Regions from separate parts of the Mus musculus genome. Here region 2 is linked to region 1. Evidence: chromatin loops called from intact Hi-C (ENCODE). Cell type or tissue: left cerebral cortex. All regions are shown on one strand.

Region 1 (8,000 bases):
CCTCATTCTTGCAGCATCTCACCAATCTCTCCGGCACCCAAAGAGGTTCCATCTGGTCCTGTGGAAACACACAAACAGACCCTCTCGCCCACGTCAACACCTGATCTACTCGATCCCCAGGGGGGATGGACACAATACCTCGTGGTGATGAGACCATAACCTCAATCACCTGTGTCCATCTGGGGAGTCAATACGCCAAATCTCTGGACAGAAGGTCCACCTATAGGTGGCTGCTGAGGAGGCATAGGGAGGAGGCACAGAAGCTAATTCGCCTTCCTCCTCCACCTCGGCTCTTTTATTTTGTCCTTTCTGTCCACCTGATAACACTGTGTCTCCTTTCTTTTTCCTTTTTCTTTTTAAGCCCTTCTCTTCCTCCGACATACTTTCTTGTTGCTCTGTAAGGATTTTCTGACCTGTCTTGACTGCCTCTACACACAGTTTCAAACAGTAACAGAGTCCATATATCAGAACAAACAAGACCAAAACTATCAGACCTACCCACAAAGGGTCAATGGGAGAAAAAAGCATAACTACACAGCGAGGATCTATTGATCACTATACTGAGGTTATCATAGTTCCTTAACTTGTCCCAAAACCAGGAACCTTAACTTGTCCCAAAGCCAGGAACCTTATCATTACTTTGTGCCTCCTTCCTGGCAACTTTATACTTGCCTCAATTTTATCCGAGGTCCTTCCCAAACTCCTGGGGTCGCAAGTTTCACTCACCGTGAACTTACCCTGCTGGCAACCACTGACTGCTGAAAGTTCTGAACTCGGTGGGGGAGTCGGTTCCCCATACGGGCCACCAATTGTCGCGCCCGCTCTCGACCAGCAAGAACGACGCGACCACCAGTCCTTCTAACAGCAGTTTATTCAGTCTTCATCTTTCTTCTTTCTCTTCATCAGTACCGTTCCCCAGCTGAAGAGTTCTGAATCCACGCCGGATCCTTCTCAACAGTCTGTTTTACGGGAACACTTTATTAACCGCTCCTTCCCAGTGATGCAGTTCTGAATCCTCCCTGTAGCAGGGGGTCTTCGCTCATGCCTGAAGATGTTTCTTTTCCCGGGTTTTTTCGTCCCAGGTCTTCTCGTCCCGTCCCGAGTTTTTCTTCCCGGGTTTCGGCACCAACTCTTGAGCGCGCCCCCAACTCGCCAGCAAGAACGACGCCACAGCAGGATCCTTCTGCACACGTTTATTCAGTCCTGTTTCTTCTTTCTTTATATCTCCCTTGTTTATATATCTCCCTTGTTTTTATATCTCCCTTGTTTATATCTCCCTTGTTTTTATATCTCCCTTGTTTATATCTCCCTTGTTTATATCTCTCCCTTGTTTTTATATCTCCCTTGTTTTTATATCTCCCCTGTTTTTATATCTCCCCCGAACCCTGGGCCTCTCACTCTTTTATACTCTCAGTTCCCATCCACGCACAGCAGGCCACGCCACCTCACCAGGCATGCAGCTTCAGCTAATCAGGGCAGCAGGGTCAAATCTCCACCAAATTGGATTCACCTGTATCCTGGTACACCTGCGCAGCACTCAAGATGTTTGTGTCTTATATGAGGAAGTCAGGTGCAAGTCATATGACTTAGCTGCAGTCCCTGGCGCCTTTGGGACTGCCGCCACACCCGCTCCCCACAATGCCCTAGGTGTTGCCAACAAGATTGGGATCATCTAAACTGAGTCCAGATGGCTAATTCTAAATATACACTTTTTTTCACCATAAAAAAAAAAAAAAAGAAATCTGAGGACCATGCCCTAGGGCAGACCCATTGATAGTCAAACATCTGCGTATTTTAGATTGATGAGCCAAAGTCAGAACTCAGAGCAACTGTTCTTTCCAACTGGAAAGCCAAATTTTGGGGGTGAGACCAGAGAGGGGATTCATGTTGGCACATTCTGGACACATTCAAAATCCAAGACCCAAGTCTCTCTTCACCTCCACTCCGAGGTGAGTATTCCTAAGAAGTGATGACGGCACCACACTGAGCAGCGATCAACACTGCCACACACTGCTTGCTTTGTCAACAGGAACGAGCTGAGAAATGCATCGTGGGTGATTCTGCCACTGTGCAAACATCTCCACACAGTGTGTACACCACCATGGCAGCCTTTTGTGGCAGCTTTATGCCCCTGTATGATATATCCTTAGGAACCATGGTTATATACATTGGGTGCATTTTTGTCCCCCCTGAATAAAACCACAGGCAGCTCATGGCTGTACCAGTTTATGACTATACACTGTTCAAGAAACTTGGACATTGTATAGACTCATCATTTTTCTAACCAAGGGCTAGGGACCAGTGTGTTTGGCCTGGTGATTAAGGACACTTGTTGCTCTTTCAGAGGACCTAGGTTCGAGTCCTAGCACCTCCATAGTGACTCATCTGTAACTCCAGTTCCTCTTCTGACCTCCTCAGGCACCAGGCACACACATATACACACATATAAAGTGCTTGTATATGATGCGGTAAAAATCTATACATGTAAAAAAATAAATATATATAAAAAAACTAAGCCAATGGCTTGTTTCTGACATTTCCATCCATTTGAAACTTTGGGGGTTTTATATTCCCCATGCCTTGAGCAATACATACTTTTTATCACTTAGAAAAAAAAATTCTTCTTTCCCTAGTATAAATTACAGCTTCTTGCAGTAATCATTACTGCTTAGCTGGCATTCAACTTACAGGATAAAAATATATTCTTTTGGCTGACTTAACGATTGTGTACACAAGTTGTCCTCAATCCTTCTCTGAATTTTGGCTCAAAGCAACTATGGTGTTCTGAGGGTGGAATGTGGTTTCAAGTCATGCCAAGTCTTGCATAAGTGATAATTGATATTTTTACTAGCAGCAACTTTGTAGTTGATAATGGGTTATTAAAACAGGAAAGGGACCCTGCCCGCAAAGTCTCATCAGAGATAGAAAAGGTGTTTCAGACAAAAAGCCTCCCAGGGTTGATACAGGGAGGTCCCAGTAAGGCCCCTAGCTCCCCAAAATAGCCACTTCTAGGCCAAAACATCACAGAAGATGATGTCCCCATGTTGTAGCACCTCAGCCTGCCAAGCCCCCCTCACCCTGAAGCTTCCTGGCACCCACCACCACGGGCCTCCACTCCACTTGTTCACTGGCATGGGAATCCAGTCCAAGCATATGGTGCCATCCCTATCCTTTTTCTTCTTTGAAAACAACCTTGATGCTAGTCTCAATTTAAGTGTCTGTCAGTGTGGATTGACAGAGAATTCTTACTAAGTCCTGACAACTCTATCAAGCAGAGACTCACTTCTCTGAAGGAATACCTCCTGCTCTCACCTCTGGCCACCTCTCTTCACTCACAGGTCAAAAGGTTTGCCTTCCACTTCAGGTAAGATGTCAGTGAGGTTTCACTGACAAAAGGCGGGGAAGGAACCATGTGTCCAACAAATGCTATCCTCTCTTCATTTTGAGATGGTCAGGGGAAGGGTTGATTCTTTGAGAAAATCAAATCAGTGCTTCGATCACTCAGGGAACTGAGGACAGATCTGTGCTGACTGGTGGGTGTCGATGAGAGAATGCGTGACAGAGACTCTAAGCTCAGGCATCTGAGTCTCTGTGAGACTCGGTTACCTCTGAATGTTGGCTGCTTTGTCGCTTGCTTCTGGGATCAGGAGCCTCTGGCTTTGCTGGCTTCCTGTCACATCAGTGCTGGCTGACTTGAGCTTGTGAGTGACACTTGTCTGTGTGAATGGTGCTTCTGGAACATTCAGTGTAGCAGGGGAGATGTCCATTGCTTCCCCTCCTCTGTCCTTTACCCTCCAAAAGGCAGATTTGTTCCAGGGAATGTCATAGGCAATATAAACATCTCATTTTGGCAGGCAGTCTTTTTCAGGACACATGAAGTTATGTAACAGGTTGACCCAGGAACCCCATAAAGATAACACAATCACCAGCTAGACTGCAGCCTGACTTGTGATTCGCTTTGGAGACCCTGCTGCCAACCCGGGAGGACAAACAGAACCAAGGGAGTCACACAAGGATGGGCCTCTGCCATCTTCCTGAAGTCTTGGCTTTACAATGTGAAAATACCGAGACTAGCTAATTTACAAAGAGCAGAGGTTTACTTGGGCTCACCATTCTGGAAGCCAAGAGGTCCAAGATAGGGAGGATTCCTCTTGTTAGGGCTCTAGCATCTTCAACTCAGGATGGAAGTGGCTAGAAATTGGTGCATGCAGAATACAACAAAGGAAGCCACACATGGCCTGAGTGACCCATTCCTTAAGAAGGGCATTAATATCTACCCCCATGACCCGAACACCTCCCATCATACCATATTCAAACCACAGCCCTCAGTGTGTCCAGCAAGGCCTGACATGCTGCACTCCCTCAGAGCTGTGTTGATGTGTCAATGGCTGCCTTGAGCCCATGCCCTCGTTTCCTTCTCCCATGATGGCTATGCTCTAGGTTTCAGATGGTGTTATGGTACCATAACTACAGCACAGACATCTACATCTAGAAGGCACTTCAGGGAGCAGGGAGAGAAATGTGAAACCAAGAAGACGACAATTAGGAAGGCCTTCCAATGTCCACTGTTCCCTCCTCCCAACCTTCCTCTGCAAAGCACCCTATTCAGAAGCATGAACACGGCCAACAGCAATGCCCCACTCTAGACCTTCAAGTCTCTCTTCCCTCTTGATATAGGAAAAGACAAGGAGTCCTTGGGCAATGAATCAGAAGCCTGTGCCAATCTAGGCTCCTGTCCAAGCAAAACTGAGTGCCACTGGGTGGGGATGAGAAGACTCCGCACCCTCTACATTTCCAGAATCAGTCATCGGGGCTGACTGATCCACACTGGGAAGTCCAGACTGTGGCAGTGAATGGGGAATGGCCATTACTACTGATGGTTAGGTATGATGGTAGGGGTTAGTACTTCACATGCACAGAGCAAAGGCCCTGCAAGTCTTTCTGTCACTGGAGGGGCAGGATGACAATGATCATGACAGCTACTCACATCAATGAGCACAGAACTACGGATGTGGCAGCATGTGGAGTCACCTAATGAGTTTTGAAAAACACAGATGCCTACCTCCTACCTGTGAAAATTACTAGTCAGTATGAGGTGTAGCCTAGATAGTCCCTCAAGACAATTATCTATTTCCTTTTTTAAAAAAAAATCTTTAAATTTAAGAGTTGGAGAAGTGGCTCAGCGGTTAAAAGCGATGACCGCTCTTCTAGAGGTCCTGAGTTCCCAGCAACCATAGGGTGGCTCACAACCATCTGTAATGGAATCCAATGCCCTCTTCTGGTGTCTGAAGACAGCTACAGTGTATTCATATACATAAAATAAATAAATAAATACAACTTTTAAAAATATCTTAAATTTAAAATAAGAACACATGCAAGTTCTTCTTTTCCTATTGACTCCGCCTTCCCTAGTGACAACATCTTACATCACAGTATAATGAAGATCTGAAGTTTGAAACTGGAACAGCCCACAGAACCTGCTCTGTTTTTCCAGTAAGTCATTCACTCTGTTGGGTGCCTGGCTCTAGCTGGATATAATCTGAACACACGTATCCCTGGGTAATCCCCTCTGCAATCAAAACGCTTAAGTGTCCTATCACCAACAGACTTCCCCTTTAAAGGCTTTACCCGCACTCTCCTTTAGCCCTTAAGCCCTAACAACTGGCAATCTCTTCTTTTTCTCTCTACAATTATGCCACTGTACAGCTGTTACATGAATGGAATCATGTACTGTATGTTCCTCTGAATAGGGGCTTTTTTATTCAGCATAATATGAGGTTTGCTTAAGTAGCCCTGTGTATCTAGAATTCATGCTCTTTTCATTGCTAGGAGTAGATCAGGAAATGAAAAAAACCAGTTTAACTGTCTACCCACTGGAGGATTCAGTAGTTTTGGTCTGGTGGAAAATATGAAGACAACTCCTTTAACGTGCACATGCAAGTTACTAGGTGAAGGTGTTCTCTGGGGTGGATGCACAGGAGTGTAACCACTGGGCCATTTCATAAGCTCCAGGGCCTGAGACGGGGTCTCCTGCATTCCCTTGAACTAGCTATGCAGCTGAAGACGGCCTTGAACTCTCGACCTCCCTGCTTCTTCCTCCCCAGAGCTTGGGAAGTTTTCATTTTAAAAGAAGTCCCCAAAACGTTTTGTAGAGTAGCTCTCTTTCTTTATACTTCCACCAGTGATCTGCGAGTGACTTGCCTTCCTGCAGCCTGGCCAGCACTCGATGTCGGTCTCCTTAGTGTAAGCCATCTAACAGTGTGTGCTGAAGACACATCGTGGCCCGAGTCTGCATCAACCCATCAAGGATGCTGAAATCCTTCAAGCATTCATCCTCTACCCACCCGTGCTCTTCTGTGACATGCTTGTTGGTACCTTTTGCACCATGTTCTCTGGGTTGTTTACAGTTTACTGAAATTTATTTGTACTGAAATGGGTAGGCTTTCCTGCAGCGTGTCTTTAAATACCATGAAGAGAGCCCTCCACACAGCAAAGCTGTTGACACTGGTGCTTCAGACACCTGCTTCTGCTTGGACCGTGTTCTGTGAGAGCTGAAGAATGCTTCACCCAGCCACGGTTTTCAGATATCCCTCCTGTGCCTTGCTTTCTGGAACTTTAATATTTTACACTGAAGTTCATAATTCATTCTGAGGTGAGTTTTGGAGGAAAGCAAAACAGTTCAAGCTTCTTTTTACTTCATCAATGGACATCCACATTTTGCAGCAATTTATTTATTTGTTTTAGTGAAAAGACTATTCACTTGATAACCTGCACTACCTTGCTTTTTGTATTTCTGTTGTTTTTCCTTTTAAAAAAAACAACGAAGTATATTTGTGTGACTCTATTGCTGGGTTTCATGAACTATGTTTCTGTTTCTTCAGCTACAGAGGAAGAGTCAGAATCAAGAGTGGGCCTTAGTCTTCATTTTCTCAAGCGGTTCTGGCTATTCTAGGGCCCATGATTTTCCTTGAGAGTTTCAGAATCACTTCGTTTATATCAGCTAAAACTGTGCTAATGTTTTGATAAGAGCAACACTGAACCTACAAATCAACTCAGGCATCTTTACTATGTTAACTCTTCGATCTTAGGGCGCACTGTGTCTCTTCTAGAACGTAAGCCTTCTCTGGTTTATTTATCAGCATATGATTTTCACCACAGGAATCCTACAGACATCTGTTTAGATGTGCATTTTCAACTTAGAAAGGTTAAGTCTTTACAGTTCAGTGCGTTTGTTCTGATTGCTTGGTTGATATTCTGGGAGAGCAAAGGACTTTCCCTCTAACCCCAAAATGAAATAGGTTGTTATCATGAACAGAAGACAGTAGAGGTTATATAATAAGAAATGAATCTTCTACATCAATTGATACAATTTTCCTTCATTAGGCCATTAACATAGTATACAAATGGATGAACTGAAAGTAAATCAACTTTGTATACCTGAAATAAATTGTTGGTCACGGCTTTACATTTTTCATTCATTTGCTCATTCACTCATTCATTCATTCATTCTTCCTCATACACACACATACAGACAACTGAAATTGGTTTTCTAAAATTCTCTTGAGAGATATTGAGCTATACTTTTATATATTTTGGTACCAGAGTAGTACTACCTTCTTGCATTTAGTTGGGAAATGTTTCTTCCTTTTATCCTTACTCTAAGACACTATACAAAATTGATAGTTATTCTTTTTAGTGTTTGATAAAAGTTTTCAGTGAAATCACCCTGACCTGGAAACAACATCTGTGTAGTTTTGGTTTATATTTTTTGAGATGTACTTAAAGTTTTTAAACTGATGCATAAAAACTGTACAGGGGCCAAAGAGATGGCTGGGCACATAAAGCACACTCAAACTTGACACCCTGGGTCTGGCCCTTGGACCCCATAAAGGGCTGGATGTTGTGACATGCACCTATAATCCCAGCATTCCTACCCTGAGATGGAAGATGGAGACAAGATATCCAGCCAAAAGATCACAGGACCCCTGCCTGGAATAAGC
Region 2 (8,000 bases), 54 kb after region 1:
AAAAAAGATTGGCGATGGGAGAGGACCCTCCCTCTCCCCCATAGAAATTAATGGTCAGGGATGGTCTGGAGAGAAAAGTATATGGACGTCCAGTAAAGGTGGTGCACAGAGGCGCATGGAGGCCTCTTGAGATGCGGAGAAATCAGTGGTCTGTCTAAGGGAAGCTACTGGCTAAATGTACCCGGAAAGGCAGCAGCAGCGTGTGAGTTGCCCTGATACAGCTTCGGAGCAGAGTTGTAAGATGACCTTAAATCACAGACAATGCTGATTCTCAACAATGACAATGGTGTGGGGTTCACACTGGGTTTTGTGACTCAGAGCAATGCAGTGAGACAAATACACGATGCCCATCTGACATTTCGAAGGTCGCCAAGGTGAAGGTGCTGGACGGACAGTCAGCAGGAAGGAGCAGCTGTCTCTACCTGGCCTCTTCTGCCACAAGGGTCCTCAGCTGCCCCATGTCCCTACCCAGGATACTGATAAGTCCTGCTGCTCTCTCAATATGTCCATTTATCATCAGTCTCTTTGGCTGCTCACCCTGGGTTTTGTATGGTCTTAAGTTCAGCCTTTGCCCCAGCTCCATACAAAACTGTCCTACTTTCATGCAGATGGGTCCTACCTTCTATGCTAGGAGCTGTGCCAGACACCAGCTGGTAAAGATAAGAATACCCACACCCTTTCCATCAGAAGTCCCCAGGAACCCCTTGTACTCCTAGTCCTTACTGTTGAACCTAACAATTGAACCACATTGATTCAGAAATCCCACCTCATTCTCTTCCCTCCATTCCCCTTTAAAGGAAAATGAATATGAACCTGCCTTCATTAAACCACAGAAACAACCACCATTGTGCAGACCAAAAGTTGTGGATGGGCACTTCCAGATTGGTCATGCGTGCATGTGTGCGTGACACCAGCATTGAATAGATCAAGAGTTCATGAACCCCAGTGAATTCATTAGCTAAGTGCTTCAAAGGTTCATGGTAACCCCCAACTTCCTGTTCGTCCTGCTTTGAGGTGGGATGGAGGACATAAGGGTGGGGCCCCTGTGACAGCATTAGCAGCTTTATGAGAAAAGGAGGAGGGGCTTAAGTTAGCATGCTTGCTGCATACTGCCATGTGACTCTGTGTTGTACTGTAGCAAGAAGTCCCTTGCCAGATGTCAATACCACATGCTTGGATTCCCAACTCCCAGCACTTTAACCCCAAATGAGCGCTACTATTTACAAAGTTACCTGGTCTAGGGCAGTTGTGTTACCACAACAGAAAAGAGAATTAAAGGGATTGGCAAGGAAGTGAGCTAACCAGCCCCTAGAATATATTCTTGCCTCAAGGGAAGAGGAATGCTCAAATGTAAGGGTGATCAGAATATGGTCTTGATAGAAGGTGGATGACAGTCTGCCCTCAGTAGACATCCTGATGTGAGTGGCCACAGGAAACTGAGGAAGTGGTACATGCTGGCAAAGGCTACCACTGACATACCACTCCTAGAAAGCTCTTTTAAGGGCTGCATTGCCGGGGAGCTATAGGACCCTGTGCCAAAGTGAAGTTGGGGTGACCTGTCTGTTTGGCAGAAGGCTCGCTAGCTCTCTCATGTCCTGGTCTGCTAGCAGGCAGGTGGAGACCTGAGGGGGCGTGGCCACATCTGCATCACTGCCCATGCCCTCTTGCCTGTGATGCTGCAGGAAGAGATGCTGGGTAACGCTCCCATGAAGCTTCAGATTGAAGGGAGTAATCACTGCGCCAATGTCCATTGCTACTCCAGGCCCCTCTGCAGCCAGCATTGTCAGCACGGAGTCTGATATGATATGGGGAACAATCTTGGCTGCCGGCTTCATACAGAGCATGGCTCTAAAGAATCATTCTTTGAATACTCCAACATGGTAGCTTACCATGTTCTCAGTAGACACAAGAAGCCCAAGCAGTTGGAGGTTCTGAGCAGCCCCCACAGTATGAGAACAGGGCACAAAAGATTGTTTCAGGCTATGAAACTCACCCCCACCCTGCTCACTCTAAACATCAATGCACCCATTCCAAGTGCTGATGGAAGAGATGGCTGTGAGCCAAGCTTCCACAGGCCACTGCTCCAATTCCACCATGTAGTGAGCGGCTTGTCTGTGCCTTCCCTTGAAAATTCCAGCCTTGGAATTTCTGCTGACATCCAGGCCTCTGGGACAACCACGTTCATTTCAGTGGCCTTTGCTTCCTTATTGTATAGTTTAAAAGCTGGTACCCAGTTTTCCCATAGGCAGAGGGGCTGTGGATTCGAAACTAGAGCAAAGCTTTTCCCACTAAACTGAGAAGACTCTCCTGGACTGTTAGCTCCTCGGTTACACAGAACTACGCAATTTTCCACAAGGGAACACACATTCAGTTGATGCTGCCACCCCATACCAGAAAACATACACACCAGCGGGGTCTCAGGAGAAGCAGACACCAAGTCCTCCTCACCTGACCAAGGGCAAGCAGCTTCCTTTGAAGACCAGATAGGGACTGGGGAGACAGCTCAGCCATTAAAGTGCCTGACAGCAAGGGTGAGGAGCTGATGTCTGTCCTCGGCATCTACATAAAAAAGCTAGGCGTGGGGACCTGCGTTTGCCATCTGAGTGCTGGCAGTTAAAGGTAGGCAGATCCCTAGGGATCACTGGCCACAGCCTGCTAGCTTAACGCACGCAGCACGCACGGTGTGAGCTCCAGGTCAACGACTCTATTTAAAAAAACCAATGTGAGCCAGGCAGTGGTGATGCATGCCTTTAATCTCAGCACTCAGGAGGCAGAGGCAGACAAATATTTGTGAGTTCAAAGCCAGCCTGGCAGCCTGGTCTAGAGAGTGAGTTCCAGAACACACACACACACACACACACACACACACACACACACACACACACACACACACATGTTCATTTACCCACAGACAGTGAACAGGAAAGGCAAGGAACCTTCCTAGTGTCAGAGTACTAAGGCCCAGTGAGTAGGTGGACTCTGCTCCGATGAGAGGCGAGCACTGCTCTCTTGGCTAGCACTAGAGTGTTGCACAAGGTCACCTGAAAGAATCAGGGTAGAGAAAAGGCATTTATCCGTGCCAGCCCCCATCCCAGGCTCAGGCAGACGGACTGGCACAGCCTTTGTCAGCTCCGGCTCACAGTGCTCCACTTCCAACTGTCCAAACTAGACTTCCTGGTCACGCCTGTATAAGCTTGGGGATAAGCAGAGCATCTTAACTGAGAAAACAGTTGACTAACACAAACATATCTCAGAGGGTGCCCGTGGAGGCCACCCGCATGGCACCCATTCTTCACAGTGCCTTCCCTGAAGGTGACTTCTAGGTTCTATAAGGTCCACCAGACAAGTATCTATAGCTGAAGGCAGGCTAGACACGAACAGATCCTTGTGTGTAACTTTCTTCGGATGTTGGTACAGAGTTGGAGGAGGAGTCTATGACAGGGAGGTGCAGAGATCAATTCCAAACCTACCAGAGGGAAGCGTCTGAGGCCCATGGTCACTCCCGAGATCAAGCAGGGGAGGGAATAGGTTGTAATCAGAATGGTTGTCAAACAACAGCATACCGGCCACATAGTTCCCAAAAGATAAGGGAGTCCAGCTGCCTAGCGCACCTCCATAGCATCTGTCTTAGGCCCAACTACTGGGCTGGACAGAAATGGCTACAATTTAACACTGCTTTCAGTTCAATAGCTCAGCAAATGCTTGTGGGTAGGGAGAGCTGTGTTTTAAAGGCAAGGTTTTATTGCTTTCATGAAGGTGCCTCATGGATAACAAGAATGCTCAGGAGAAAGATAGGGACAGGAATAGAGTTCTACACCCACACATGCACAAACACAGAAACTCATCTTACCCCAGATGCAAAGCCCACTGTTTATATGAAACACCCCCAGACACAGGTGTTGTGACTCTGCCTGGGGACCCAATTAGGAAGCCATCATTCTGTCTCCCAGCAGCCAGGAGACAAGAATGGTCCACGAGGGAGGAAGAGGGGGATTAGTAACATAGCAAGGTAGGCCTTGGAAGGCAGCCACCCTTTCCTCCGGGTGCTGAAAACTGTTGGCACCAGAAGGAACTGTGTTGTTGGAAACCCTTCCCAACGGAATGCAGACTGAACGCCCGCACATCCCAGGGTACAAATAACCCCAAACAGTCTTTAAAACAAGCACTGGGGGCTGGGGTGTAATTGAAGTACCTCTGTATGAAGCAATGGTTTGCCTCGTTATTTCCAGGGCTTTGTCATGCTATGGCACTCGATGCTTTAAGTTTTGAACTCATGCCATTTATCAAAGACAATGAAATCCTCAAGGCACGTCTACTTATCACTAGATAATTCAATGGAAAGTTTAATTGAGGCTTTGGAGATATGGCTCTTGGCAGTGACCCTCGTGTCTCACTCTTTGGCTTATTCTTATTTCATTAAAGGCCATTTCTCTGTGTGCCAAAGGTTCTTATGTCATAAACCAGCAGCCACTGGAACTCCCCAGACAATAATCACCTTCTTACAGCAACACCAGGCACTTCTCATACACAGGGCCCTGCAGGGATGTGGGAGGAAGAGGCGAGCCATTACTGTTGGTAGTATGGTCCTATCTCCTTAGACCACCTGTGAGCAAGCCACTTTTGCCCTGGCTTTGTAAACCTATGTCTTACTGGGATTTAAAAGGCTCTCTCTGGGACAATTGTCACACTGTCCTTTCCCAGCATGCCCAGGGTTGTCTTAGGGCTGGAGGCAGTTCTGCATCATTTGCTTAGCTGGCCAGCTGCACGGGCTCTTCCTGAACTCATGGAATCTCATCCAAAAAGGTCTCCTATTGTCTGCTGCTTCCTTCTGAACCATGCAGGCACGCTTCCTGGCCTGGGATTCCTCCCTGATGGCATGATGTCATCTTACAGCCATCCTGGGGAGTGACCTCTCCTCGGTCCTCATCACTTTCCTGCCTTTGAGCCTAATCAGGGCTGAGCACAGATGCAGAATAAACCCCTGGCCCACTTCTCTTTCTCCGTCTCCATGCCTAAGTCCCAAGCCTTCACCTTACTTAGGAATTAGACTTATTCTACAACTTACTAGATTCACAAAATGAATAGGGGTGACCCTGGCCTCACTTGGATTCTCTTAAGAGTGTACAGATGAAGTAATGAAACTTTATGTTCTATGCTGGAAAGATAGAAGAACTGGGTAGGGCTGGGGTACCTGGCCCGTGGCAGCTCCAGATTCATTATAAATCTCAGGATATGGAGCTTTCTCAGGAGAGCCAACAAAAACTGGCCCGGTTTTAGAAAGCAATCCACCTCCCTGGGACCGTTGGCTCCTAAGGGAGTCACAGCAGACAGAGGCTGACTGCTTTTGTGGCCACTTCTACCCTCAAAGTCTCATTCCTTTCCCCAAAGTGAGATGAGGCTAAAGGCCTGGTGTGGACTCAGCTCTGGATGTCTGAGGGCTAAACAGTGACTTGAGACCTATATTCATGTACTGTACTGCCAGACTACCCAGTCATACATCATCCAACAAGGTCTAAACATCATCCAACAAGCCAACTTCCTTCTGAAAATAGACCTGTGTGTGTGTGGGGGGAGGTATTGGGTAATGTCTACCTTTCCCCACTGTTTCTCAGCACTGAAGGTTTCACCTCAGCAAGTCATGGGCTGCCCCTGCTCAGTTCTTCTTTGTAAACTGTACAAGTCATCTGCCCCCAACACAAGCCTGTTTCCTGAGTAATAGGAAGGACTTGGCCCATAAATCCACATAGACAATGTGCCCGTGTCTGATCCCACTAACTCCTCATGGCAGTGTTTGAGGTAGAGACACCAGGTTAGGGACATTTTAAGAACTGTTAAACTAATTAACTGCCCAAGGTTTCAGAGCAGAGGACTACTCATGTCCCACAAATGGAAGAGAACACTCTTAAGCCTCGTGGCACACTATCTACTTTTCTTTAGCAAAGGGAAGATGTTTAGATTATTTTTCTCATTCCTGTGAGCAAATACCTGAGAAGAAGTAATTTCAGGGAGGGAGAGAGGGTGGTTTATTGTGGCTTGCAGTTCTAGGTGATCATTCCATGTGAGGGCAGACATGGCAGCAGGCAGGGATGGTAGGCTTCCTCTCACTGTTTAATGCAGTCTAGGAACAGAGCCTAGGGCATGGTGCTGCCCATAGAGGACAGGTCTTCTTACCCCAGTCAGTTAAGCTAATCTATATCTAACTTGACTGTACTGACTAACTTGGAATACAAAATCCCTCAGGGAGTGCCCAGAGGGTTTCTAGATAAATTCTGTCAGGTTCTAGATTCTGTGAGGATGACAATATTAACTATCACAGATGGCAGCAAAATTCGACAAATGTCAGTTAAATCTGGACTTTCTTTACTTATAATACACAATGGTATTAAGAACCTTTTGTGACATTATCTCCCTCGTCCTTTTGTAAAACAGTAAAGCAAGAATCATAAAAAGGACTGCAAAGTCCCTAGGAGGTGACCAGACCATCACTGTCTTAGTCATTGTCATGAAAATAGATGTGTTAGTCAGCTTCCCATTGGTGCGACAAACCCTAAATCAATCAGTTTATAGGAACAACAGGTTTAATTTCTGGCTCATGGCTTGACTTTATCATTGCTTGGCCCTGTTGCCTGTGGAGAACAGGATATCATCATGGGACAATATGGCTGAGGAGGCCTTCTCACCTAATGGCAGAGAGGAAGCAAGGAGAGAGGAAGAGGCCAGAATCCAAACATCCCCTTCAAGGGCACTACCTTCATAAAACAGGCTTCCTCCTTTGAACCCATCTTCTAAAAGTTCTACCAATTCCTGACAGGGCCCCAGGCTGGGAACTGAGACTGCAAGGCACAGGCCTTGGGACCTTTAAGGACAAGCCCCATAGCAATAACCAAATGTATTTGTCCAATAAACAGTAGCTTCTCTCACATGCTTGCTGCTGAAACACAGGAGAGTGTGGAGAGCAGCAGCGGTACCCCAGGAGGCTTGCTTTCTCATCCTAGAGGCCGTCAGGCAGCTTCGGGTGAAGTGGAAAGGCTGCTTCGGCCTTACTTGTTGGATGCTGGCTGAATGGAGAACCAAGAGGGAAACAGTGGGCCCCAGAGATGTCAGGGGAAGAACATGTCATACTCAGAACAGTAAGGGTGAGGCTCAAGATGAAGACGAACTCAAGAAGGAGGGAGGAGGAGAAGGTAGGTGTGGCTGGTGCAGGTGGCCCAGCGCTTAAGAAGCAGGAACTAAATCAGCAAAGGAACCATGTATTGGGGGGGGGGGTCCTATGGGTCTCTGGGGTTTCTTCTAAATATGCTAGAAACCTGCTGGAGGAACCTGTGTTATTTTATTTAGATTTTTTTTGCAAGTCTTATCTCTGTGTGTGTGTGTTCGAGCATGGGCATGCGTGAGCACACACATGCATGTGTACATGTGTGTCATGTATACCCGAGAAGTCCAGAAGAGAGAGTTACACCCTTCCAGCTGGAGTTACAGGTGGTTGTAATGATCCACGTGGTGTGTGGGAAAATGAACACTGGTGCTTTGGAAAAGCAGTGAGTGCTCTTAACTGTGGAGCCACCTCTCCAGACTGAGGGTTTAGATTTTTTGAAGGTCCCCTCTAGCTACATATAAGCTGTTGAGAAGGCTACAGTGGGTGAAGAAACCTGATACAGCTCGGACCAGAGGAAGTGACAGATATGGTTAAAGGGGGTCTTAATAGCGCGTGTTAAAGTTACGTGTCCATCCCAGGAGGAATGAGGATATTCTAAGAAGACTCTTGTGCCCTCCCTATGGACATGAGACTACTGAACAATGGTCCCCAGGAAATTGTAACTACACCAAGAATCACATGTTGGAGCTGCCAGAGAAGGAACTTATTTCTGGGAAAGAGATTTCACAAGTTCTGACTACTTCTTCATCCATTTTGCAAAAGAGAATGGAGCTAGGATCATGATGGATCAGGAGTAGGCTGGCCTAGGTCTTGGACAGGGGCTTAGCTATATACACCTCTAGCT

What was found. Hi-C counts contacts between places; a loop is a spot of excess contacts. Peaks named below come from ENCODE experiments on the same cell type or tissue, not always from the same donor. Only the 100,000 strongest peaks of a DNase experiment are listed, where the experiment ranks them.
Region 2: it touches region 1 in a loop (8-fold over the local background); 5 of 42 quality-filtered maps call a loop at or near these places.

What each region holds. Positions count from the first base shown.
Region 1 is chr7:66,984,601-66,992,600 of GRCm38, reverse strand. All of the region lies in intron 8 of Adamts17 (a disintegrin-like and metallopeptidase (reprolysin type) with thrombospondin type 1 motif, 17), which reads right to left. Among named protein-coding and RNA genes, the nearest start is that of Gm33627, 150 kb to the right of the region's middle. In left cerebral cortex, no CTCF peak of the experiment used is centred here; DNase peaks (open chromatin) are centred at 2,782, 3,511 and 4,730; H3K27ac peaks cover 719 bases.
Region 2 is chr7:66,930,286-66,938,285 of GRCm38, reverse strand. All of the region lies in intron 7 of Adamts17 (a disintegrin-like and metallopeptidase (reprolysin type) with thrombospondin type 1 motif, 17), which reads right to left. Among named protein-coding and RNA genes, the nearest start is that of Gm33627, 94 kb to the right of the region's middle. In left cerebral cortex, no CTCF peak of the experiment used is centred here; DNase peaks (open chromatin) are centred at 2,052 and 3,968.